3 separate regions of the Mus musculus genome follow, and all the other regions are linked to region 2. A link is a loop called in an ENCODE intact Hi-C map of the cell type or tissue named here. Cell type or tissue: heart. All regions are shown on one strand.

The links. Peaks named below come from ENCODE experiments on the same cell type or tissue, not always from the same donor. Only the 100,000 strongest peaks of a DNase experiment are listed, where the experiment ranks them.
Region 1: it touches region 2 in a loop (7-fold over the local background); 32 of 42 quality-filtered maps call a loop at or near these places.
Region 3: a loop joins it to region 2, with 9 times the contacts of the local background. A loop is called at or near these places in 20 of 42 quality-filtered maps.

The regions. Positions count from the first base shown.
Region 1 is chr19:43,307,054-43,315,053 of GRCm38, forward strand. All of the region lies in intron 2 of Hpse2 (heparanase 2), which reads right to left. Among named protein-coding and RNA genes, the nearest start is that of Hpse2, 77 kb to the right of the region's middle. In heart, a CTCF peak has its summit at 4,277 (motif pointing left); no DNase peak of the experiment used is centred here.
Region 2 is chr19:42,791,017-42,799,016 of GRCm38, forward strand. The region is part of intron 11 of Hpse2 (heparanase 2); the gene reads right to left. Among named protein-coding and RNA genes, the nearest start is that of Hps1, 15 kb to the left of the region's middle. In heart, a CTCF peak has its summit at 4,067 (motif pointing right); a DNase peak (open chromatin) is centred at 4,105; H3K4me3 peaks cover 983 bases; H3K27ac peaks cover 526 bases; H3K27me3 peaks cover 2,307 bases.
Region 3 is chr19:43,023,914-43,031,913 of GRCm38, forward strand. All of the region lies in intron 3 of Hpse2 (heparanase 2), which reads right to left. Among named protein-coding and RNA genes, the nearest start is that of Hps1, 250 kb to the left of the region's middle. In heart, a CTCF peak has its summit at 3,570 (motif pointing right); no DNase peak of the experiment used is centred here.

The DNA.
Region 1 (8,000 bases), 520 kb after region 2:
CATGAATTCCAACAGTAGTGGTTTAGTGGTTTTCTCCCTCATATTCTCTAGTTTTCCTTGAGTATTCTCTTTGTCCTCCCACTGTGTAAAGATTTCTATCCTGTTATCACAGGAGAAAAGGGTCCTCAATATATAAGAACACTTTGATAATAAACTTCTCAGCCTTCATCTGTGAGCCAACAAGTTTTTATTCATTACAAATTATCTGATGTCATAGTAGTACAAAATGCATTAAGATAACCATCTAGTGTTCTTGTTGCTATGTGGGAATTGGGACTCAGAAACCTACTGCAAAGCAATGATTATTTTGTCAGTTATGCTTGCTGTAAAAATAAGATCATTTTTCTATGGCATAGGAATCTCACATTTCCTGCAAGTAGCCAAGAAATGCTGATAAGCTCTCCTCTGTTAGTCTACAAGTAAGATAAAATTCTCAGACCATTCACAGTAGATGACCTTATGATGCTAGATAGGTAGGATCCCAAATATAAAAAGTGATCTCAAGACATTGTTGGATTCTTCCTGACTTTAAGTAGAACACTTATGATATTTCATCATTAATTATAACAAATAATACATTGCTCGGTGGATACCATTTCCTCAGATTAGGAACAATGGTTAAATAGAAATCCTAACCTTCAGATGGATCTTGGAGTTCAAGGCCAGCCTAGTGTACAGAGCAAGCTCCAGGACAGCCAATACTGTCTGTCTCTTAAAAAAAAAAATAAGAAACTGATGTCTTAATGCTCTAAAACATTTGATATAGCTCTTCTTATAACCCAAATCGATGGTTAGTGATAAGAAATCTAATGGAGACCAGCCTGTAAGAAGAGACCAAGAAATAAAGATGGAGCAGAGCCAACCAGTGATTGCCCAAACATGAGACCCATCCCATTGGAGAGAGCCAACCCTTAACACTCACTATTAACAACTCTCTGCTATGCATGCTGTCAGGAACCTAGTATGACAGTCTCCTGAGAGGTTTCATCAAGTAGTGGATGGAAACAGATGCAGAAAACCACAGCCAAACAACAGACATAGCTTGGAGAGTCTTGTGGAAGAACTGGTGATAGAATTGAGCAAGCCAAAGGGATCAAGGACACAAGAAGAAGACCTACATAGTCAACTAACCTGGGCCCATGGGGGCTCACAAAGACTAAACCACCAATCAAAGAGCATGCAGTGGCTGGACCTAGGCCCCCTACACACTTGGAGCAGATATGCAGCTTGGTCTCATGTGTGTCCCCTATCAATTGGAGCAAGCACTGTCTCTGATTCTGTTGGACCCTCCCTTCCCTTAACTGCACTGCCTGGTTGGGCCTAGGTGGAAGAGAATATGCTTAGTCCTTCTGGGACTTGATGCCCCCGGGGGGGGGGGGTACCCAAGGGGGATTACTGTATTGTGAGGAGAATGGGAGGGATTTGTAAAGGTGGGACTGGGAGGAGAGGAGGGAGAATAGCTGCGATTAGGATATAAAGTAAATAAATAAGTTAATTTAAAAAAAAAAAAGAAGAAATCTAATGGGATTTCAGACACCACAGTTCGTTAGCTGTCCTCCAGAACACCTATAATTCTTACCTCCCACCACCACCAGAAACATACTCAATCTCAACAACTGAAAATCCCATTGTTTCAAATATTTTCTAGAGCAGTGGTTGGTTGGTAAACCTTTTATAGTCACACAGTGAGTATTTTAGGTTTTGCATCTGATACTCTGCTTCAGCCACTCACCTCTGCTATTGTAATGCAAAAGCAGTCATAGATAGTATATAAATGAATGGGTGTGGCTATGCTCCAACAGATCTTTAATAAGACAGATGGTGACCAATTTTGATCTGAAAGTATACTTCCCTGGCTTCTGCTCTAGAGATAAAGGTAAAGCAGTAAACACCTTCCTGTTTCACAGAGAAAGAAATGAAGGTTAACCAAGGGGTGGCGGTGCATGCCGTTAATCCCTACACTAGAAAGGAAGAAACAGATGGATCTCTGAATTCAAGGCCAGCCTAGCATTACTGAGCAAGTTCCAGTAAAGCCAAGGCTATATGGAGAAACACTTCCCCACCCAAAAAAACCTAAACAAATAAATAGAAAATAAAAATAAATTTAAAAAAAAGAAGAAATGGGCCGGGCGTGGTGGCACACGCCTTTAATCCCAGCACTTGGGAGGCAGAGGCAGGCGGATTTCTGAGTTCGAGGCCAGCCTGGTGTACAGAGCGAGTTCCAGAACAGCCAGCCAGGACTACACAGAGAAACCCTGTCTCAAAAAACCAAAAAAAAAAAAAAAATTGGAAGTTGATGTAAAGAGAATTTTCAGAAGTTTTAGTGATTTTCATTATAAGCAAAGATTAGAACCTAGGCCTCCTAACTGCTGATGCTCTTTGGATTAATTATATCATCCAACAGAATAAATGACCTCTGACAGAATCAAACTCAGTAAGTATTTTTTCTACTTGTACTAAATGTATGCAAATATATATGGATACTTGGCAGATGTCCATGAATATTTAAGTCTCTTCTGAAGCTTTCTCTCTCTCTCTCTCTCGCTCTCACTCTCTCTCTCATCTGCATTATTTCTCCAGTTCTTCTGCATCATTCCCAGATGAAGAAATCAGTTTCATTTCAAGACTGTTCATAAAAATATTCACAACTGTGTCTGATGCTCAGGCATGCAGCAGAGTCATCGTACCACTAATACGCATACATCATTCCTCTGTGAGCTGTCTCTAGGGCCTGCCCCACTGTGTTGACCACAGCTCTGATTTGTCATCTGTATACTAGTAAATAGTCCTCATATCCAAGCAACCTGAAGATCTGGATCTAGTATTAATCTAAACAAAAAATGATTATCAGAACTGCTTTATTTCTTTCATCTGCAATTTCTGAGATTCCATTCACTAAGATATTTTCTTTGGCTCATGATGTTTTCCACGAAAGTGATAAATAAAAGGACTATAATAAACCATACATGTCAGCACTGACATATAAAGCTGGTAACAACCCATTATGAAAAAAAAAAATGGGCTGAGACAAGAGCAGGTACATAATCAGGCTAGGTAAAATGAAGACATCTGTTGGTTGAACTCAGGGTGTCTTTGGGCATTCTAAACCAAACTCCGAGGATCCATAGACCCATTGTGTAAATACCATGAGTACATCAACACACATTCTTTTATTTTTTATTTATTTTATGTACATTGGTGATTTGACTGCATATATGTCTGTGTGAGGATGTCAGATCCTCTGGAACTGTAGTTATAGACAGTTGTGAGCTGCCATTTGAATGCTTGCAATTGAACCCACATTCTCTGGAAGAGCAGCCAGGGCTCTTAACCTCTGAGTCATCTCTCCAGGCCCCAGAAAACATTCTTTTAAATATAATATTCAGTTATATTTGTTCTGAACTTAGAAAAAAGAGAATTATTTTTGTGGTCTGAAGAACTGAAAGAAAAATTCCACGAAGCATGCAAATTTACATTATTTTTTAAAAAGTTAAAAGATGCATGGTTAATACAGTTGTGCATTTTTTCTTTTACATTCATCATCTTCAAACAATAAAGAATCAAAATGTTCAGAAGTCGTAGATTTACCCCAGTTCTAAGAGCATTGCAGAAAGACTCCTTTCTTGGTAATGGTTTATTATCAGCTGCACTAAAATAGTAGTCATAAATGCAAAATATGGCCAATGGTTTGGCATATTTGATAACTGAGCAGCAATAATCTTTTGTGGTAATTTCTATTGGAATCTAATATACTAAAGATCCTTTAGAAGTTGGAAATGTTGGGTGAGTAGGGATTTAGGAGAGAAAATTGGAAGAGTTAGGGTAGGAAGATGAATATGGTCAGAATACATGCTATGAAATTCAATAATTCTCAAAGAATTACTAAAATACTATTTTTTAAATGCCTTGGAAGTTAAATGAATGATAAGTAAAGAAAAGAGTAAGAATTACCCTTCATGTAGACATTTGAATGAATAGGTTCACCGAACCTCCACTCTGCTCATTACTACCTTCTTGGAGAATTAGCTTTCCATGGCTGGGTAAGCAGGCTATGAGCAGAATATTAATATTTCTGGCTTATCATTGTGTTAACATAAGTTCACCAAATAGAAATGTATAATCCAAAGTTGAGGACAACAAAATCAAAAAGTAGAGAATTTGAAAGATAGAAAAGATTTAGGTATCTAAAATTTTATAAGGCTTTGTGGAGCATCATCAGATCTTTGCCTAACCTGGAAGCAAACCAAGTTTTCTCATGTGGATGGTTTTGGAGCCTCCTAGTGGCAGCCTCAGGGGACCTAGAGAGCTAGCACAGAAAGGATGAGGCTTTGAAGAAAAGAGTTCATTATACATGCTGATTATTAATGATAATATATTAGTCCTATAACAAATATATTAAATACAAGGAATAAAAATGTGAACAAATGTGGTTGAAACTAAAACAAATACCATAGAAACATGTGAGAACAGAAAATACTAAAACAATGTAATAAGAACTTTAATATATAAACAGAGAGGGGATAATGAGAGAGCATATATATGAAGGAGGTGGCTTTTTGCTAAGAGTAAGCACAAGTCTAAATATGAATACAAGACATACATTTTCAGCCTTCCCTAACACTGCTTCCTGCTCACCCTTTGCCATCATATTTAGAATATAAGGCTCTTACCATAGACAAGTGGAAAGGAAGCTGAAAAACAGGTTAGGAACAAACACAGGGTTTGAGTTTTTACCTTTCATGCTTTGAAGAGATATCAGAAGCTTGAACCAAAGAAGTGGCCTACTGAAGTCCGTTCTCTCAAATAACTCTGGTAGCTATATGCAGAACACTTAGGACAGCTAGAGATCAAGGAAGCCTATCAAGAAATCCAAGAGAGAGGAAACAAGCTTGTCTGCTGTAATAAAGCACAACAGTGTCAAAAAAGAAGATTACAGAAGTAATAATAGCTACACATAGTGGCCAATAAAACACAAAATTAGACCCAGGATTCCTTAAGACATAATGTAAACGGTAAAACTTGTAACAAAGACAGTGGGCCACAGGATAAGTTGAAAGTTGTTATAGCTTGAATCTTGGAAGACTTTAAAAGGATAGTGTGCTCATGGCTTGATTGCCAGCTGATAGACTCTGGGGAAGAGAAAGAATCATAAGGGCTCTTGAATGAACTAATGAACTGATGAACTGATTATATGGTAGCACTGGTGAGAAATACTACAACGTAAGAGGTGGGGTCATGTTGGAAAAAGTAGGTCAATGAAATGCTCTCAGAAGACATATTTCCCCCACCATCCTAATTCTTTGTTTGCTGCATGCCATGCTGTGGAATTCTTCTCCAACATGCTCTATTTCTATAAGGTCCGTAGGACCCAAAGAATGGAGCCAACCAACTATGGAATCAAAATCTCTAAAATTGTAGACCAAAATAAATCCTTTCTTAAGTTGTTTCTCTCGGGTATGTATCAAAGAGATGAAAGTTTTACTAACCCAAAGAATTGGTACCAGAGGAGTAATATCTTTGTCGTTCAAAAATCTCTGGAAATAGTTAGTGGGAAGTCTTGGAAAAGTTGAGAGATAAGTACTATAGACACACTAAAATGTTGTAAACAGAGATTGATCAATGATTGTGGTGGGAGCTGTGAAGACTAAACTATCCACTGAACTGTGTAAAGACAGTACTCATGAGGCTCCAGACTGGAATGATGACACTACTGTAAACTAGATTAGAATCATTCATGTTCCACCGAGAAAAATAACTTACCTACATTTTGCCCATGACATGAAACTTCATGAGAGGTTGCCTTTAAAATTGATAGGCTAATTAATATTATGGAAGAACTTTCAAAGAAGCCCAGCACTCGACACTCAGCATGGCTCCTTCAGGGTGCTTTTAACCGAGTTTACAGACAAAGTTGTGAGCAAAATGCAAAGCAAAAATGTCTGAAAAGAAATCTGTTTGCCATTATCTCAGAAAAGAAATTCCTGAAACCAAGAAAAGTATGGCTAATATAATAAGTATGGTCATTAAGGCTTGCTCAACAAGAGGAAAATCATGACTGACACTAGGGCTAGTGAAGTTATCCCTGGTAACTTGGAGGCAAACCTACAATCACCACGTTACTAAACCAGCATAATCCCTAAATACCTGTCCTTCTATCCACAGATTGGGTGTAGACCTCACCCCTCATCGAAAAACTCTTTGCAACAACCAATCAAAATACAGACTGTAGAGCCCAGTCACAACAGATACATCTAGAAAACAATTCCTGCATCTAAGGGTCAGGAAACATCACAGAAGAGAAGACAGAGAGAGAGACAGAGGATCAAGGAGTTTGCTGTGAGACTCTATCTCCTAGTAATGTAAGAAGCTACAAAGATAAGTTCTCACCAACATGACTGCTAAAGATGAGCTGAGCAAGGACAGCAACGGTAGGCATAGGGATGGGGAAAGACCATGAGGCCTCCACCCTATACAAGAAGCCATGCACAGCTAGGGAATGCCAACAGTAGGAGAAACAGTCTTCCCCATGGAAGAACATGCTAATAGGTTGTCCAGTGAGCCCTGAAAATATACCTGTAAGTACCATTAGACAGACTGATTAGGTTATATCTAGGAGTGTGTGTGTGTGTGTGTGTGTGTGTGTGTGTGTGTGTGTGTTTGTGTGTGTAATAACAATTACAAACAAAAGAGATCATGAATTTGAAAAAGAGCTAGAAGGGGTATATGGGAAGGTATGAAGGAAAGAAAAGGAAAGGAAAGATATAACTATATTATGATCTAAAAAATAAAAGAAAGATTTTAAAAAGCCAAGTATTTCCTTTTAGGAAAGTAGGAAAAATCCCTTGAGAGCAAGTGAGGAAGTGGGCAGGCCTTTCTACATCCACATTTAATAGACTTAAATCATTCTGAAATTTTCTAACATCTTCTATTCTACCTCCAAGCTCCCTTCTCCCCTTCCATATCCTTAACAGTTCCTCCTGTATTTCCACACCTGTTTTCTTTCTTTACATTTCATACATCACAGGAAAGATGTTCCTTATGAGACTGGCTTATTTCACCTAACACGATGATTTTCAGCCCCCATTCATGTTCCCACAAAGGGCACTTCACTCTTCTTTAAAGCCAAGTAAAACTCATTTGTACATATACAACACTTCCCTCATCCATCCATCCACTGATGCAAACACAGTTGATCCATTGTTACTGGGAATAGTACAGCAAGGAACATGGGTCTGCAAGGGTCTCATCAGTAATCCGATGGGCTCCTTGTGAGATATTTTCCAGAAATGGTATTGGTGGTGCATATGGTCCTATATTGAGTGTCCTTGATGAGCCACTGTACTTATTCCTATAGTGACTGGAATTATTTGCATTCCTACCAACGTTGTATTAAAGGGTTCTTTATCTCTAGATCTTTGCCATTTACTTTTGGGGTTTTGTTGTTGTTGTTGTTGTTGTTGTTTTAAATAATATAGACATTCTGATAAGGATGAAATGGTCTCTTAACATAAATTTTGTATTTCCATGTGGATAAAACCAGGGTTTTGAACCTGCTTCAACCTTACCAGTTCTTCTGTCTGGTGGCACTGTCTACCTGCCCCACATAGCAGAACTAGGAGCAACCCCAAGAATTGGGTCTGGAGGATCAGTGTGAAGAAAGTGTGCAGGTAATTTGCCTGGTCTTCAGGCAGACATGGCCTCTGTTTGAGCATGGGGTGTCTGCCTCAGTTGGGGGCTGGGCACTACAACCAGATGGAAAGGGAAGGCTAGGATGTACTGTACTGGTGTGTGGCATCCACAGAAGATGTGGATGGAGGAGGGGAAGCTGCAGCTGATAATTCTGTTGCAGCACTAGGGGTGATCCTGAGAACTGGATCTGGAGTAACAAAGATCATGGGAAAGGTCCATGGGCAGCCTATGTGAAAGCAGGAGAGCTGGCCTAGAACCTCACAGGCTGCAGCAATTGAGAGAGTGAGTCCCATGCATTGACTGGGAAGCAC
Region 2 (8,000 bases):
GAAGCTTCAAAGGCGCATGGTCCAGTTCAAACCCTGCCTGTATTTCTACTTTTAAGCACATCTATGATAGTGGCAGCCGCTATTTAGCCAGTCACACAAGTAGAAAGCTGGGATTCTTCTGAGATGCCTTCCCCAGCCCCCACAGCCAATGCCACAGAGTCAAACCCACTCCTCCTTCAATGTTTGCCAAGTCTGCTGTGTTTCGCCTTCATCCCTGTCACCACGGCCCAGAACCTGCCTCTCGTAGCATGCCTCTGTGCCTCCTGCTTATAGATCCTCTGTTGGCACCTCATGCCTGGCACCTCCCACCCCTCCCGTATGACACTGACTCTGGCTACTTCTCTACTTTCAGTCCTGGGAACTCCAGGCTTGAGTCCAGCTGAGGACCGCAGGGGCAGGTGGGGTACGAGCAGTTAATGTGTGGATGTCATCAACACATACATATGCAGAGGTGGTTTAAAATTTTTAAAATGCCTTACATATAGATGGAGTACATTTTTTTTTCCAGAGGAAAGTGTTAAGCAGGTATGTACAGTGGGATTAAAATACTCAGGGGACCGCTGGGTGGTGGTGGCGCACGCCTTTAATCCCAGCACTTGGGAGGCAGAGGCACTCGGATTTCTGGGTTCGAGGACAGCCTGGTCTACAAAGTGAGTTCCAGGACAGCCAGGGCTACACAGAGAAACCTTGTCTCAAACAAACAAACAAACAAACAACCCCCCCAAAACAAAATAAATAAATAAATAATACTCAGGGGCCATGGTTGAGATTAATAAGGTACAGGTTCACTTAAAACTGTTATAAAATTATTATTATTTTGGGAAGACATTTTTTTTGCCATTCTTGAAAAGATAACTACATTTTTACTTATGTGAATACATATCTATAGCATGCTGTGTGTGGGCCGCTCTCAGAGGCTGATAGTATCAGTGATGCTAGAGTTACATCTGGCTGTGGGCTGCCTGATTTGGGTGCTAGGAACCAAAGCTGGTCCTCTGGGAGAGCAGCAAGCACCACTAACCACTGAACCATCTTTCCAGCCCAAGGAGGAGACTTTATGATAAAGACTGGTGTGAGAAGGTTCGGCATTTGTCCCCTCCAGTGTGTGCAAATCAACTGACTGGCAGTTTGTTTCTGGGTCCTTGGGCAGCTGCCCGTCCTCCACTCTCAGGCTGGTGGTGAGGGGTCCTCAGGTCTGCCTGGCTGTTTCCTTTTCTAACCCGTGGATGAGGCTCTCTTAGCTTCGCCCTCCCTCCTTTCTCTATGTGGAGTGATTCGTGGCTTTGTCCCTCACAGTGCTGCGGAGGTGTAAGGCAGGAAATCAACATTTCTTTTTGGGAGGAATAAGTAAATGGTCTTTGAGACCCTTTGCAAAATTTCTAGGCTTCCCCCATTAGTTTCTGTGCCCTAGAGAGGCTCCCTGGAGGTTTGCAGAGAGTGCCTTCATAGATTCTATTAACTAGCAATTACTCTGCCTCTCAGTGGAGATGTTAGATAAGATCTGAATTATCGATGTTTCTCACACTCACCAGACACCTTATTCCCACTTGATGGGAGGGCATTGATCACTGCTAGTGTTTTTCATCAAAAAAAAGAGAGGAAGGAAGGAAGGAAGGAAGAAGGAAGGAAGGAAAGAAAGAAGGAAAAGAAGAGAGAAGAAAGGAAAAGAAAAGAAAAGAAAAGAAAAGAAAAGAAAAGAAAAGAAAAGAAGAAAGAAAAATGAAGAGTAGAGATCTGTATGGAGGTCTCCTGGCTTTGTGGGCGAGGCTGTTTGAGACCTTGAGTCCTCACAGTCTTTATCCTTTTCCTCTGTTAAGAGAGGGACAATGTGCTTTAGCACCGCTTTTGTCCTCTTCTCTCTGCTTATGTTTGTTTGTTTGTTTTTAATATTTATCACCCAGTGAAATCACATCATGCTAAAGGCAACACCGTCCTTCAGCTGTATACAGAGAGGAATCGGCACGTTTGCAATCCAATCAGTGCTGAAAGAAAGGGTCATGGATTGTGAAACACTTTGGTGTGAAAGGCAGGATTCTTGGATTTGCTTTGCCTGGGCTCATTCAATCCAGGCATGCAGCAGCCTTGTGTTCCACATGAACAAAGTCTAGAGGGCCTAAAACTTATCTGAGTCACAGAGCCAGGAAGAGGCAGGCCTGGTACGTGCAGGGATTCCCTTCGTGACAGGGCTAAAGCCCCCGTGCAATATGAAAACTTTGTTATTTTTGTAACAGCACACTGAGACCTGGTCAGAGAGGTTAAGTGGCATCGGCAGGGTCACAGAACTAATAAGCAGGTAAGCCAGGGCTGTCGCTGACTGCCTCCTCCTATTTCATGTTGTCTGCCTGAGTTTCGGGTGGTGCTCGCCAGATCTCATTTCTTTCTTTGCCGTTCTTATCATCCTGTCTTTATCACCATCTTCCTCCATGGGTCATGACTTTTCAACAGAACACTAAGTGGCCCAGCCAAAGCTGAGCTATCTCTCTTAGATTCCCAGTTTCCGTGAATTGCCGAGGGTATCTAAACTATCCAAATATTGGGACAACTGTGTTTTATTGCCTTTTGTTTTTACAGAGTTTGAGTTACTTTCCAATTTCTAAACCTGTTTTCTCAGTTTTATGTGTTAATTGAAATGGGATTCTATGTGTCAATTCAGAGTCAAGCCCTCTGACCCTCCAGTTCTTCGTGGGAGCATCGTGGCCCGGCCACTCCACCCCCATTGCTTGCCTGCAATGTCTGCTCCTCACGTCTTATGGTTCTCAGTAGTCATGAGCGTCTAAGTAGGGGTCTGACTCTTCTTAGGTCCCAGGATAGAACGTCTAACGACCGTATCCTTTTGCAACCTTGTCTCTCTCTGTGTCTGCGCATGCTTTTATGGGGTTGTTTTTAACAGAAGCACACTCCGGAGCTGGTGTCTGGTTTTGACTGGCATTTTGGGGGGCCTTGAAGGGAAGATGAAAAAGACCTCAGATCTACCTTAGACACTGAGTTTAGGTTTCTCCAGAGGATGGAGTAACAGATAGATCGGATGAACCTGAGGTCTCCTTTGTCCTGTTTGTCAGCCAGGCTGCCCAGACCTAACAGCTAGCCTAAGGCAAAGTTCACTATTTAATTTAGAATGATCCTGAACAAACAGAAATCTGAGCGTGCCATTCACCTGTCTAAACGTTCACTGGCTTCTAGAACATCATCTGCATTCCCCGAAGCCCGCCCTTTTATCAACACCTCCAGCTCCTTAGAGGCTCATTCTAACTTCCGCCCTTTCTAGTCCCTGTCTACCACTTCCTTCGCCCTGTGCTGCAACTTCTCTGGTTAGTTTTTCTAATCTCAGGGCTCTTCTGTCTTTGCTGTTTCCATTGTCTGGAACTTCCTCCACATGCTGCTGTGTCTTCTTTAAAGACTGATTTTCAATTTTTGCGTGCATGGAGGGGGTGATATTTACACACTAATGCAGCCCCTATGGAGGCCAGAAGAGGGCATTGGAGTCCCCGGAGCCAGGGCTACAGGAGATTGGAAACTACTCAGCGTGCGTGCTGGGAATCAAACTGGGTCCTCTGCAAGAACAGAACCTGTTCTTAACTGCTGAATTCTCTCTCCAGCCCCTGACTCTTTTCTTGATGGTCTTGCTTGTTCTTTATATCATGTACAAGTGCCCCTCGAAAGTGTCCCATAATTCCTTGCACTTCTTGGGCCTGGACTTGGATTGTAAAATTCTGTCTGCTTGTCCTCACCCCTGATAGGAGGGCTGATGACCATCACGTTCTTTATTCTCTTATCTATCCACATCTGATACAGCTTATATTACAAGAAACATTAAAGTCAGAACTACAATTGAGAAGGGGGGACAACAGACCGCAAGTCCAGAAGCTGAATTCTGTCTAGATTTCAGACATTAAACGTGTCGGTCTAGATAGGTTTCCGGTCACTTCCCGTAGGCTTCTAGATTGTAAATAATGCGACTGACAGCAAGAGAGGAGTAGGGTCAGGAGACAGAACAAATAAGAATTTTATGTGTTAATGTGCACAGTTGCTCTCTCCTAGCCCGACGCTAATTTTCGGCCACTAGGGGGCACTCTTGTTCTATACAACAGCGAGGGGAGCGTCAGACTGCAGGGTTGCTCCCAGGAAGCCGAACTAGTCCTCTAGTCCCTGCTGTCCTCACCCCATCTCCCCAAGGCCGGGAGGTGTACCTAGCGCTTAGTGTGTCAAAGAAACAAATCTTAGTATCAATCAAACCCAAACCCAAACTGCACTGTGGCCCCCTTGGCAGGGGCTCCGTCTGGAGTGGGGCCCAATTTTAAGGAAGAGCGCGAAGCAGGGATGCAGTTCCTGGGCGGTGAGAGCTTCCCAGCCGGATTGCCTAGGGGGATCCCGCCGCAGGTGCGGAGTCGCTGGCCCCGGCGCCAGGCTCTCCCGGGTTCTGGGTCCCCCGCCGCCCCCGGCCGCACCTGTTAGTGCAGCTTCCTGAGCTGGGCTGGGAAACTGGTGTGTGCAGCTGCCCTGCCCTCCTCCAGGTCAGGCCCAGGTTAGAGTCGGAGGGGCCCAGCCAGGTTTCAGGACCGTGGGTTTGCGTCCCTTCTGCTCTAGGAGAGGCAGAGGAAAGGAAATTCCTTTCACATGGCCCTGAGTAATGCCGATGCATCGGTGATGGTGGCCAAGGCTTCATGAGTTTTCTTATGATTCTTTTGATTCAGGCAAGGCTCTGGATCCCCTCGGAGCGCTCCTATTTCTCAATGATCTTTTTTTCAATTGCGACCTAACGCTTCCTTCCCTAGGCTCCCTTCCTTTCTTCATCCTCAGTAGTTCGTACTTAGCTGTCTGGCTTTTTCCTCCCACAGCAGTTCAGGAACGGGACTGGCTGGGCTGCTACAGAGAGGAGACCAGAAGAGACAGGAAAGACTGGGAAGAAAACGTCCCGTCCCGTTCCCCTCAATCCTCTGGGGTGAAGCTTTACTGCTTGAAGCTCATCCAACTCTGCATCCTGCCCATGAAGGGCACACCGAGGGTCTGAACGGCTTTGATCTAGCTTTTCCAAATGCCTACTAGCACTGTTTCACGTGGCACAGGGGAAGCTCACAGGTTCAGTGCCAGGGATATAGATGGACTTTTTCTGTATGTAGCAGATTGGGGGGGGCATGATTTGAATGGTGTCCCATCTAAATCTGCACAACCGGATTCCACCATGTGCATCCAATGCCTTAAAATAACTTAGCACACATGGCAGACAAGATGAGCACCCAGCTAAGGAACCTAGATTTTTACTGATATTGCTGACTTCCACCTGGTGAGAGACTCATCTGGGGGGCAGTTTTAAAAGAAAATTTAATCCTGCAACCATCTCAAAGCTCCATGTCATAGGCATATCACACTCAAACCACAGGACACAATTGAAACCAGAAACAGAAACTACAGCGCCATGACTCCACAGCTAACTGTGTCTTATTCTCATTGTAAAGAGCAGTTGCCACAGTCACCAAGTGGTAATTAAGGGGAATTACTCATATCTGCATGGTTCGCTGTGATGTAAAGTTAATTACAACAGACTTAGGCTTTGCCCACCAAGCCAAAAAAGTCACTAGAGCATGCAAATGTGTGGCCAAACACACTGTAATAAACACATTATATAGAAAAACACAAATCGAAGGAAAATCAAATTTAGCCCGGATTTCAACAGTTTCTGTGGTCTAGTGCTAGTGTATCTTTGTGGCCTTTCTCCTCACCCCACAGGCGTCCCATATTCTAGTCCTTTGTGAGATTTGCCACCTCCAGGGCAAAATGAGCCTTGAACTTGTGTACTTCCAAACCTCTGTAAGCTTATCTTGCAGCCTCAAATGGCCTCCCATACTACAAGCCTTTCCTCGAAGCATGGCTTTCTGGGTAAACATAGTGGCTTTAGACTTTTCCAGATCCCAAGCCAGAGCTCTCTCCTTTCCTCCGGCTTCCAGGCTCCTGTGTTGTTCTTAGAGTCCTTTCTGTCTCAGAGGTAATGCATCCGTTGTGGAGACCGAGGCATCTTTCCCCAGCCCTACTTGTGTGAAGCAGGTAGAGGCAGTGTGGGGCAAGAAAATTCCCTGTATGGCAGAGTGCAAGTAGTGTGGAGAGTTTTTCCAAATATAAGTATAAGTTAATCTATAAGCCACACTTGAAGTAGGCTGATGACTTTATGGTCATGGCTCCCTGGATACTTCTTGAAATCCATTAAAGCAAGTAGAGAAATATCTCCATTTTATTGGCTTTTGACAGTGCTCTGTGTATCACATCAGCACTCTGTATGACCTTCTGAGGAAAAAGAATAAGATGTTCTATAGATGTCAAAGGGCAATATGTGCCATAACTCTCAGCCATTCAGGTAAACAGAAGCATGGAAGGTGTGGTCTTCAGTGGTTGCTGGTGTTTGGCAGCCAGGAGACAGGTTTGTGCTGTAGGCTCTGTAGGTGGAATAGACCACCTCTTGACTCCAAGAAACATGGGTTCAGGACTCAAGCCCATCAGCAGGAATGAACAGGAGTAGAACTTGTCACCTCCTAAAGGTGACACATTTACATCACCAAACCACAAAGAAGACGAGGGCTGGCTCTTCTCAGTCTATCATGAACCACCTACATACTTAGCTTTCCTGCCCTTAGTTTTCGAGCCAGCCATTCAGGGCCATGTTGGCCACACCATGAAAAAACCATCCTACGGGAAGGACAGAAATCCCTGCCACGTCAGTGTGAGGGGACAGGCCCGAGCCATGATGGGCAGCTATGCAGAAAGTCTGCAGCTGTTGAAAGTGAGCTGGAAGGAAGTACACTCTGGAGCTAAGAACAAACGGGAGGCTCTCAGAAAGCAACAGTGAAAACCGTGGATCCGCAAACATCTTGGTTTAAGATGTCAAGTCACTGTAAAATAGAAAAATCATTTCATAATCCTATAATCTGCACATTACTAATCTGGGATTTAAAACAAAGCAAACAATAAAGCTTTGAGAGGCCAGCTCTCAGCCTTTTACTCAGGCATGAGAATTCCCACAGGCTTAGGGCACGTTCACACCTTTGGCAAAATGGCCTGGTGCCTGGATGGGGAAATCAAAGATGTGAATCATCTGGGACCCGTGTTCCAGGGTTTATGGAAGGCCAATCCTTCCCAACTTTGGTCACATATTTGAATCACCTAGGGAGCTTTAAGAATTGCTTCAGCCCAGAGATTTGGGTTAATTGCTCTGGGGTGTGGTGTGGGCACTGGGGTTTGAAAGCCAATAGCTGTTCAAAGTGCAGCCAGGGTGAAGCAGCACCAGGGTGAGAAGGGATGGAGACATTTGCAGCTGGGGTGAGGGGAATCAAGTAACCCTCTGGCTGTCACCGTCTGAGTTTACTTTGGATAAAAGGTGCCTTCTTGACTCTTTTGCAATGCCATGAAAGGAGGCCATGGTTTTTAACCCAGGATACATGAATTCTTCTAAAAGGAAATATTTTGGTGAATAAACTTTAGTGGACATTTCTGCCCTTTCAACCAAAGCTGCCCCACACATGTACACTGTGTGGTGAGTGAGCTCTTAGTACCAGGGAAGTTGTGGATAAGTACTTAACACACGGGGCGCGCGCGCGCGTGTGTGTGTGTGTGTGTGTGTGTGTGTGTGTGTGTGTGTGTGTGGTGCACCCAGGCAGAGGAAGCCTTAGCAACGACCTCACACGGAGAAGAGAGAGCTGAACACATTGTCCCTTTGGACAGCCCTGCTCCTTCACATCCCTTAGTTCCTCCTAAGTCCTGGGTTGTGACACCAGCTCCATAGTGACAAGCTTTACTTAGGAAGAAGAAGATTATGGGGGCGGGGTGAAGAATATCCCACCTGGCACCTTTACTACATTCTCAGATCTGCATGCTATGATTTACTTAGACCACAACATACATATTGTTACAGCTACCACCTCATCGTGAGCCACAAAATACACAAAATTCAACAAGGCTCACAAGGCCCTCAAAGCTTCTAAGCTTCTGTGAATGAGTTTGCACTTTCTGCAGAC
Region 3 (8,000 bases), 230 kb after region 2:
ATGGAATCTAGTCTTTCAGCTTTTCTCAAAGTTTCAATTTCAGAATAAAAATTTGTGGAGGAAGGAAAAAAGGAAGGAGGTAGGGAAAGAGAGAATGGAAGGAAGTGAAGGATGAAGTGAGGAAAACAGAACTGAAAGGAGGGGAGGGAATGAGAGAGAGAAAGAGAGAGAGAGAGAGAGAGAGAGAGAGAGAGAGAATTACTAAGCTTAAACTTTCCCAAGTAGATAGACTATGAAATCTATATGATAAAATAAGAGAATTTCTTGAAGATTAAAAAAATAGAAAACCTAGACATATACAAAATTCTACATACTTATTACATACACAAACTTAATCAAGAAGAATTAAATAATCCAAATATATCTAATACAGTTGAAGCCATGATAGTCTTCCAACAAAGAAAACTCAAGGATTGGAAAACTTGTACTTATGAATTTTAGCCATATCTTTAAAGAAGTTTCAGTGACTCTAATGCTTTCTCCTTGAGGACTCGCTTTCATGGTACCAGAAGGTGCCATGAAAATTTCCACAGTAGAGAGGCAACCAACACTCCTACCTAACATGACATGACAACCTTAGGGCACAGTAGTGGCACACATATCTTGGAGGCAACCAACAGCTCTCTAACTGAACTTAAGACCCATCCAACACAGGGGAAGCTCTATCTGGTACTAAAAATCAAGCTCATTACTAAGTGTTGCTGAAGCCACGGATATTGAAGAAGAATTTACAAACCACCCCTTAACTAAACTACCATAATCCATAATAACAATCTTATATATACAGATAAGTGTAGTCTCCACCCCTTATCAAAGAAACTTTGCAAAAGATGGATACCACAACAGAAAATCACAACCAATCAAAAGGCAGATGTGTGGAGTTCTGGTCCCAATGGATACAAAACACTTGTGCACCTAAAGCTCAGGGACAATTGTGAATCAGGGAATTTGCTGTCAGACTGTGTCTCCACTCATGTCAGAGGCTACACCTATAAAGTCTCACCAACATGTCAGGCCATCACATGGCTTGAATAAGGATGACACCAATTGAAATGCCAAAGTGGGTGGGAAAATACCATGAGGTCTCAACCCTACACAAAGAACTTCAGGCAACTAAGAAATGCTGAGAGCAAGGAGACAGTCTTCCCTGGAAAAGAGCTCACCACTTGGTCACTCAACAACAAAGAATCAGCCCTCAAAACATATATATAACTAACACTGTACAGGTCATATTTAGGGATATAGATGTATATACATATATGCATAACATCGAAAAAAAACCAGTCATGAAATTGAAAGAGAACAAGGAGGAGTATACAAGAACATTTAGCAGGAAGAAAGGAAAAAGCATAAATTATATTATAATCTCAAAAATAAAGACAAGTAAAAAAGTATTTAACTGTCCCATAGATGTATGTACTGTACTTTTATTTATTTTCATTTCCAGTCACCCTCTCTAATCCTCCATTCTCTAGAACTGAAGTCCCCCTTCTCAACAAGTCCTCTTCCTCATTTCCTTATGTCTGTGTGTGACCCACTGAGATTTATTAAGGTTGCCTGTATGAACATAGGTAAGATCTTATGCACTGGGGCCTGGAAAACTCAGCAGCAATCTGATTTTTTACAAAAATGCTAAAAGCACACAAATGATGTTGGGAAAGCGAGAGACTTCCTAAATAGAATTCAGTTAATTAGGAAACAAGGCTGAAAACTGATACATAGGATCTCATCATTGTTTAAAAGCTTCTACACAGCAACAGGAACTATGGATCCCTGAAGCGGCAGCCGACAGAAGAGAAGAAACTCTTCTCCAGCTACACAGCCAACACAGGCTTACTTTCTAGAATTTACAAAGAACTCAAAACCAACAGAGCAAACAAACAATCCAATCAACAAATAGAGGTTGGAACTCAACAGAGTTTTTTTTTTTAAATTAATTAATTAAAAAAGAAAAAAAGAATAGAAATAACCAATAAATATTTTTTAAAAGTAACCAGCATCCTAAACCACCATGGGACGTAAATGAAAGCTCCCTGCAATCCCGTCTCTTTGCAGTCAGAATGACTATTTTCCAGAAAGCAAATGACAACACCTGCTGGCAAGGGTGATGGGGAAGGGGAAACCTAATTCCCAACTGTGGGTGTGGGTAAACTAGCACAACCACCATGGAGATCAGTGTGCATACCCCACCCCCAGAAGACGGTTATGGGAGAAACCAGCCACTTTCTGATTGGCCCTAGGGTCCATTCCATGAGATAGAACCCATACTTGGCACTGTTAAAGGGCCAAGGACCTCTGGGTACATGATTCCTAGGTCCCAGAGTAGAACGGAATACTATTACCTTGCTATATAGACATAGGATTAAGAGGACTCCTAATGATTTACTTTTATACTCATAGATACTCACACATCCCTCAAGCCTTATCCAAGAAGCTTCTCCTTGCAGACTGCAATTAACACCTGACTCAGTCAAATGTGGAGAATTAAAGACTGTGGAGTGCTCAGCCCCAAAAGTTACAAGAACGCCATACCCTTCAACCCAGGGCTCTAAGACTTGAGAAAGACGGCAGGAATCGCAGAACCTGAGGTGGCATAAATATTAAGTGAGTATTTTCCAGAAACCACAGGGCAGTTATCCACTTAACTCACAGTGATTGTGACAGCATACGCTAAATTTGCACAGGTTTAAGGCAGAAAAAAATCCAGTGCATAGAATTGGGAAGAACATGTAGAAGGAAGTAAAAGGACAAGAATTGGGATGAAGAATCAGGATGACAATGATTGTTAGGGGTCACAGTTGCCACAATAACAAAAGGGTATGACATCAGATCTTTTTTTAAAAACTAGATATTTTCTTTATTTATATTTCAAATGCTATCCCGAAAGTTCCCTAAACCCTTCCCCCGCCCTACTCCCCTACCCACTCACTCCCACTTCTTGGCCCTGGTGTTCCCCTATACTGGGGCATATAATCTTCGCAAGACCAAGGGACCTCTCTTCCCAGTGACAGCCGACTAGGCCATCTTCTGATTCATATGCAGCTAGAGACATGAGCTCTGGGGGTACTGGTTAGTTCATATTGTTGTTCCACCTATAGGGTTGCAGACCCCTTTAGCTCCTTGGGTACTTTCTCTAGCTCCTCCATTGGGGCCCCTGTGTTCCATCCTATAGATGACTGTGAGCATCTACTTCTGTATTTGCCAGGCACTGGCATAGCCTCACTCGAGATAGCTATATCAGGGTCCTTTCAGCAAAATCTTTCTGGCATATGCAATAGTGTCTGGGTTTGGTGGCTGATTATGGGATGGATTCCCGGGTGGGGTAGTCTCTGGATGGTGGTTCATCCTTTTGTCTTAGGACATCAAACTTAGGACATCAGATCTTGAGAAATGAGTAAGATAGATACAGGGGATTTTAGAACAGTTCTGTATGACTCTGACATTCTGAGTTTAAAACAAAGGCTTTAAAAAAGAGAGGCTTCAATCAGAAGGACACCGGGGCAAGCCAACCACAGATAAACTAGGTGGGTTCTGGGGGCACCAAATCAGATGTGGTGGGACATGTCTGGCCACAAGGTGGCACTCACAGCCCCTCTTTTCCTGAATTTCTGTCAAACATTGACCAAGGTTTTACTGTACTAGAACAAAGAACCGATCTTATGTCCCACCACCTGCACACAGCGCTGCTTTTCTTTTAGGGCATGGAATCTAAGGATGCTGAAATTCCCTGGGGGTCAGGGTGGGCTCGAGGATTTGGAGAAAGGAACAGAGGTGATGCTTCTACAGAGTGTCAGCATAAAAGCTAAACAAAGGATTTGACCATTAGTTAATGGACAGGGGACTTCAAAGGTTGGAAAAGGGTCGGAGAGGAAGCTAAGATTGCCTGCTGTCGAGGACTGAGCATGCGCTGGAAAGTCAAAGTAGCAAATATAGGTCGCTCACACACCGGCCGGGAGAGAAAGGGAAAGCAGGTGGGCTTTTCCTACGAGCAGCCATTTCTAAAGGAGGCTTTAACTTACCTCCCTTTCAAATATTTAAACAATCATTTGTTGAATGGTAACTGTTTCACAGAAAAATTAGCTTTATGAAGCAAATAAAACTATGAGGCAGGAAAGACAACTCAGCAGCCAAGGCCACTGGCCGCTCTCCAAGGCGGCCCCGGTTTGGTTCCTAGCACTCAAACGGCGGCTTACAACCATCTATACCCCCCAGGTCCACAAGATCCTGCACCTCCTTCTTTCCTCCACAGGCACCAGGAAGGCACTCAGTGTACGTATGTATATACATGCAGGCAAGACACTCATAAAATAAAACCAAACCTTTAATTAGCAAATACAACTGCACTCCAGATATACTTCTACTTAACTAAACATCTTTTAGTTTCTCAGTATTAGAGAACGTACTTATTTTTTCACATGTCACATCTGTGTTTCACACAATAATATCCACTGATATTTGGTTAATGTGAAGCTAGATAGAAATGAACGTAAATCTAAGCTTCCTGGTGTCCAGTTTCATGTTCCTTTGGCTGAGTCCTTTGGACTTATTTTCTAGTTCAATATTTTCATTTAGATGATAAGTTGAACTTTGCTTTTATTTAATTTTTTTACATGTATGTATGTATGTGTTTGGGACATACTACAGTGCCCTTGTTGAGATCAGAGGACAATTTGTAAGAGTCCGCTTTTTCCTACAATGTGGCTTCCGGAATCAGTATCAGGCCACCAGGCTCAGCAGTAATCACCTTTACCTGATGAACCATCTCACTGGCTCTTTTCTTTCAACATTCCCAGCATGACAATGGTTCTGTGAGCCAATCTGTTTTGAATATTTCCATGCTATTTAAAATACAAACTAGTTAAAGGTTAAAAAAGAAAATTCTGTGCCCATTTTTGAGGGGTATGGGGTATGCAGGTAATTATGAAAAAAAATAGAACCTCAATAGACAATTCAAAATAATTTCCCTTTTAACTGATAATTTTTTTTTAATTATTTGTTTGTTTCCTTAAATCGTTAAGGTGAAAATAATATGATCATCTTTCATAAGGAGAATTCTTTTTATTCCTTTTCGGTATAAACAAGAGGGAATGAAGACCACTTTAGCTTTGTTCCTCCCATAGGTTCCCCATCCCCAATTACACAAAAGGAAGCAAAGAGCTTCTATAGACACATCACCAGTAACTCCATACAGACCAAACCAAAGAGACCGGCAAGCTTGTTTTGTGGCTAGGCCTCCATGGGAAACAGCCTTCATACTGAGTTGGAAAGAATAAAGGACATGTTTGAACTCACAAGTGCCTGAAAACATCATGTCTGCAAAGTGTGGTTGGCATTTTTATGCATTTTAAAGAGTCTAATGAAGCCCAGCTCCATCCAGATTCCTACAAAAGCTGAGGAATGGAAAGGGTTACTGCCACCCAGGGGTCAGAGTGTGGTTATTGCTCCAGCCAGTTGTACAAAGGAGACCTGTCATTTATAGATAGCTCCAAAGTCTTGCATTAGTGGGAACACTATGAAGACTGGCCCTTGCCCAAAGAATTTACTCTAAAAGACATTTAATATGGAGTAAATACAGCCTCAAAGAGAACAGCTTTGAAGGAGAGCTTTGAAAGGTCGGAAGAAGAAGAAATGAGGAATGTTGTTACTTAGTGCCTTTATTAAACAAATGCTTGCCTTAGCTCTTCTCCAGCACATCTCAAAATGTGGTAAAGTAATAATGACATGCCTACTTCACAGACAAAAACCAAGTTGGAATGTGAAATTTTTCATTAGGATGAGCCCTCAGGCCTCGGGTTGTTTCAAAGCATGTGAATACCCCATTCCCACCAGCCTGAAGATGCCTCTTCTCTTGTGCACATATCTACTGCTCCTCGAATGGTCCAGGCTCTCTCGTGTACATATCTTCTGCTCCTCGAATGGTCCAGGCTCTCTCGTGTACATATCTTCTGCTCCTCGAATGGTCCAGGCTCTCTCGTGTACATATCTTCTGCTCCTCGAATGGTCCAGGCTCTCTCGTGCGATATCTACTGTTCTTTGAATGGTCCGGGCTTATTTGGCTTCCAGGTGGTCTTCTGTAATTGTGAAGCAGCTAAGCTTGGAAACTTTCTCTCCAATCCTTATGCTTCAGTCCTTTGCTCAAAGGAGGAAGGAACAGGTCGCTGTTTCAATTTACAGACAGAACTTCAGATATTTGTTTTCTTGGTATCGTAGCCATTTTCTATTACATTAATAATGTGACAGAAAAATAAACTTTAAAAAAGTTATCTACGATATCACTTTCTTCAATTGACTGGTCTTTCTATATGCAAATGAATTAATCTATTTTTAATTTTTAGCTGTCACTGAGAACCTTCTATGTGCCAAGTATTTTTTTTAATTAGGTATTTTCTTCATTTACATTTCAAATGCTATCCCAAAAGTCCCCCATACCCACCCACTCCCCTACCCACCCACTCCCACTTCTTGTGCCAAGTATTTTTATAGATAGCGAGTTTAAACTCACTCTCATGAATCTACACTCCATGTGGGTAGGACTGGAACACTGAGGAGTCAGAGAGGCACTGGGCAATAAAAAAGCAAGATAAATTCAGATAATGATAAGTCTCACGAAGAGGAGAAAAGAGGTTATTGTGGCCGAGAACTCCTTTTGTTTGATTAGTCAGATTGCTGTCTTGGGGTGAGGTGTTGAAGTGTCATATTTGAGTTCAGCCCAATAATGACAAATAGTCAGCCAAGAACAGATCTGGAAAGAGAATGCTGTAAGAGAAAAATAGCAAGTACACTAGTTTTGAGGCAGCACAAGCTTGGAAAGTTTAAGGAACAGAAAGCAGGCCAGCACTGATGAACCCTAATGAAAGGGAATGGGAGGTGGAACATGAGTTCTCAGAATTCCAGAGTCAGGCCAAGGCTGCAGAGGCAGGTAGAAGGCACAAAGGGCAGATATCAATGATGAATGTTTTTGAGGTTGCTAGCCTGTCTAAATTCCTAGTTTCTTTTCCTGTTTCTTTTTTCTTTATTTCTTTATTAGAGTTTCATATATTGCACAATTAATAAAATTCAGGAAATTCACTAATAAAACTGTAGAATGGGCATCAAAATTAGATACTAATATTAAAATATTTTACATATTATATAGACATTTTATAAATTTTTTGGGTATAAAGTCTCACTATACAATCACTAACAGGCCAAGAAATCAATATGGAGACTAGCCTGGCCTCAAACTCCCAAGATCTGCCATCCAAGTGCTAGGATGAAAGGCACAGTCTACCATGCCCACAACCTCTCCTAAATTTTAGGTCCCCAAAATGTCATTTAAAGAAATTGTAGTAATCAAGTCCAAGATCACATACTGCATTCAATTCTTACAACTCACTCTAGTTTAGTGTCTTTTCATCTAAAATTATTTTCACCCTCTTTTTATGATTTTGATATCTAAGTCTTCCTTTTAATATCTCCTTCATATTAGATTTGTCTGGTGTTTTCTCAAGATTACATCTGTTTATGCAAGTTTTAAAAATATACTTTTAAGCGCAGCACTACTTAGGAACTACTTAGTTTCATGATAAGTATGATAAGTATGATAAGAGAGAGTGAGGTTTCACACACTTCACAGGAAGAAATCAATATATGTAAATGCTTCAGAAGGTAGAAAGATTATGTGAACTTGGCCCGCAGAAAAGGTAAGGCCAATTAAATAGACTTACAGGATTGCTTTCCTTACTAGTTCAATAACTTGAATATAGATAGCCACAGGGAAAAACCTCAAGCCACAGGTAAGAAAGAAATGACCAAAAAAAAAAAAAAAAAAAAAAAAAAGGAATATGGGTTATTCATGATAGGGGTGAATGTCAAAAGCTTTAAACAAAAACAACTTATCTTAAACATAAATCCACAATGTAAAGTAAAATATGCTACGCATCTAGGTAAATGAGTAAGTCTCTTTTACTTGGAAGCTGAGGTTACTCGAGATGCCCAGCGGCAACTCTGGGGGAAGATAG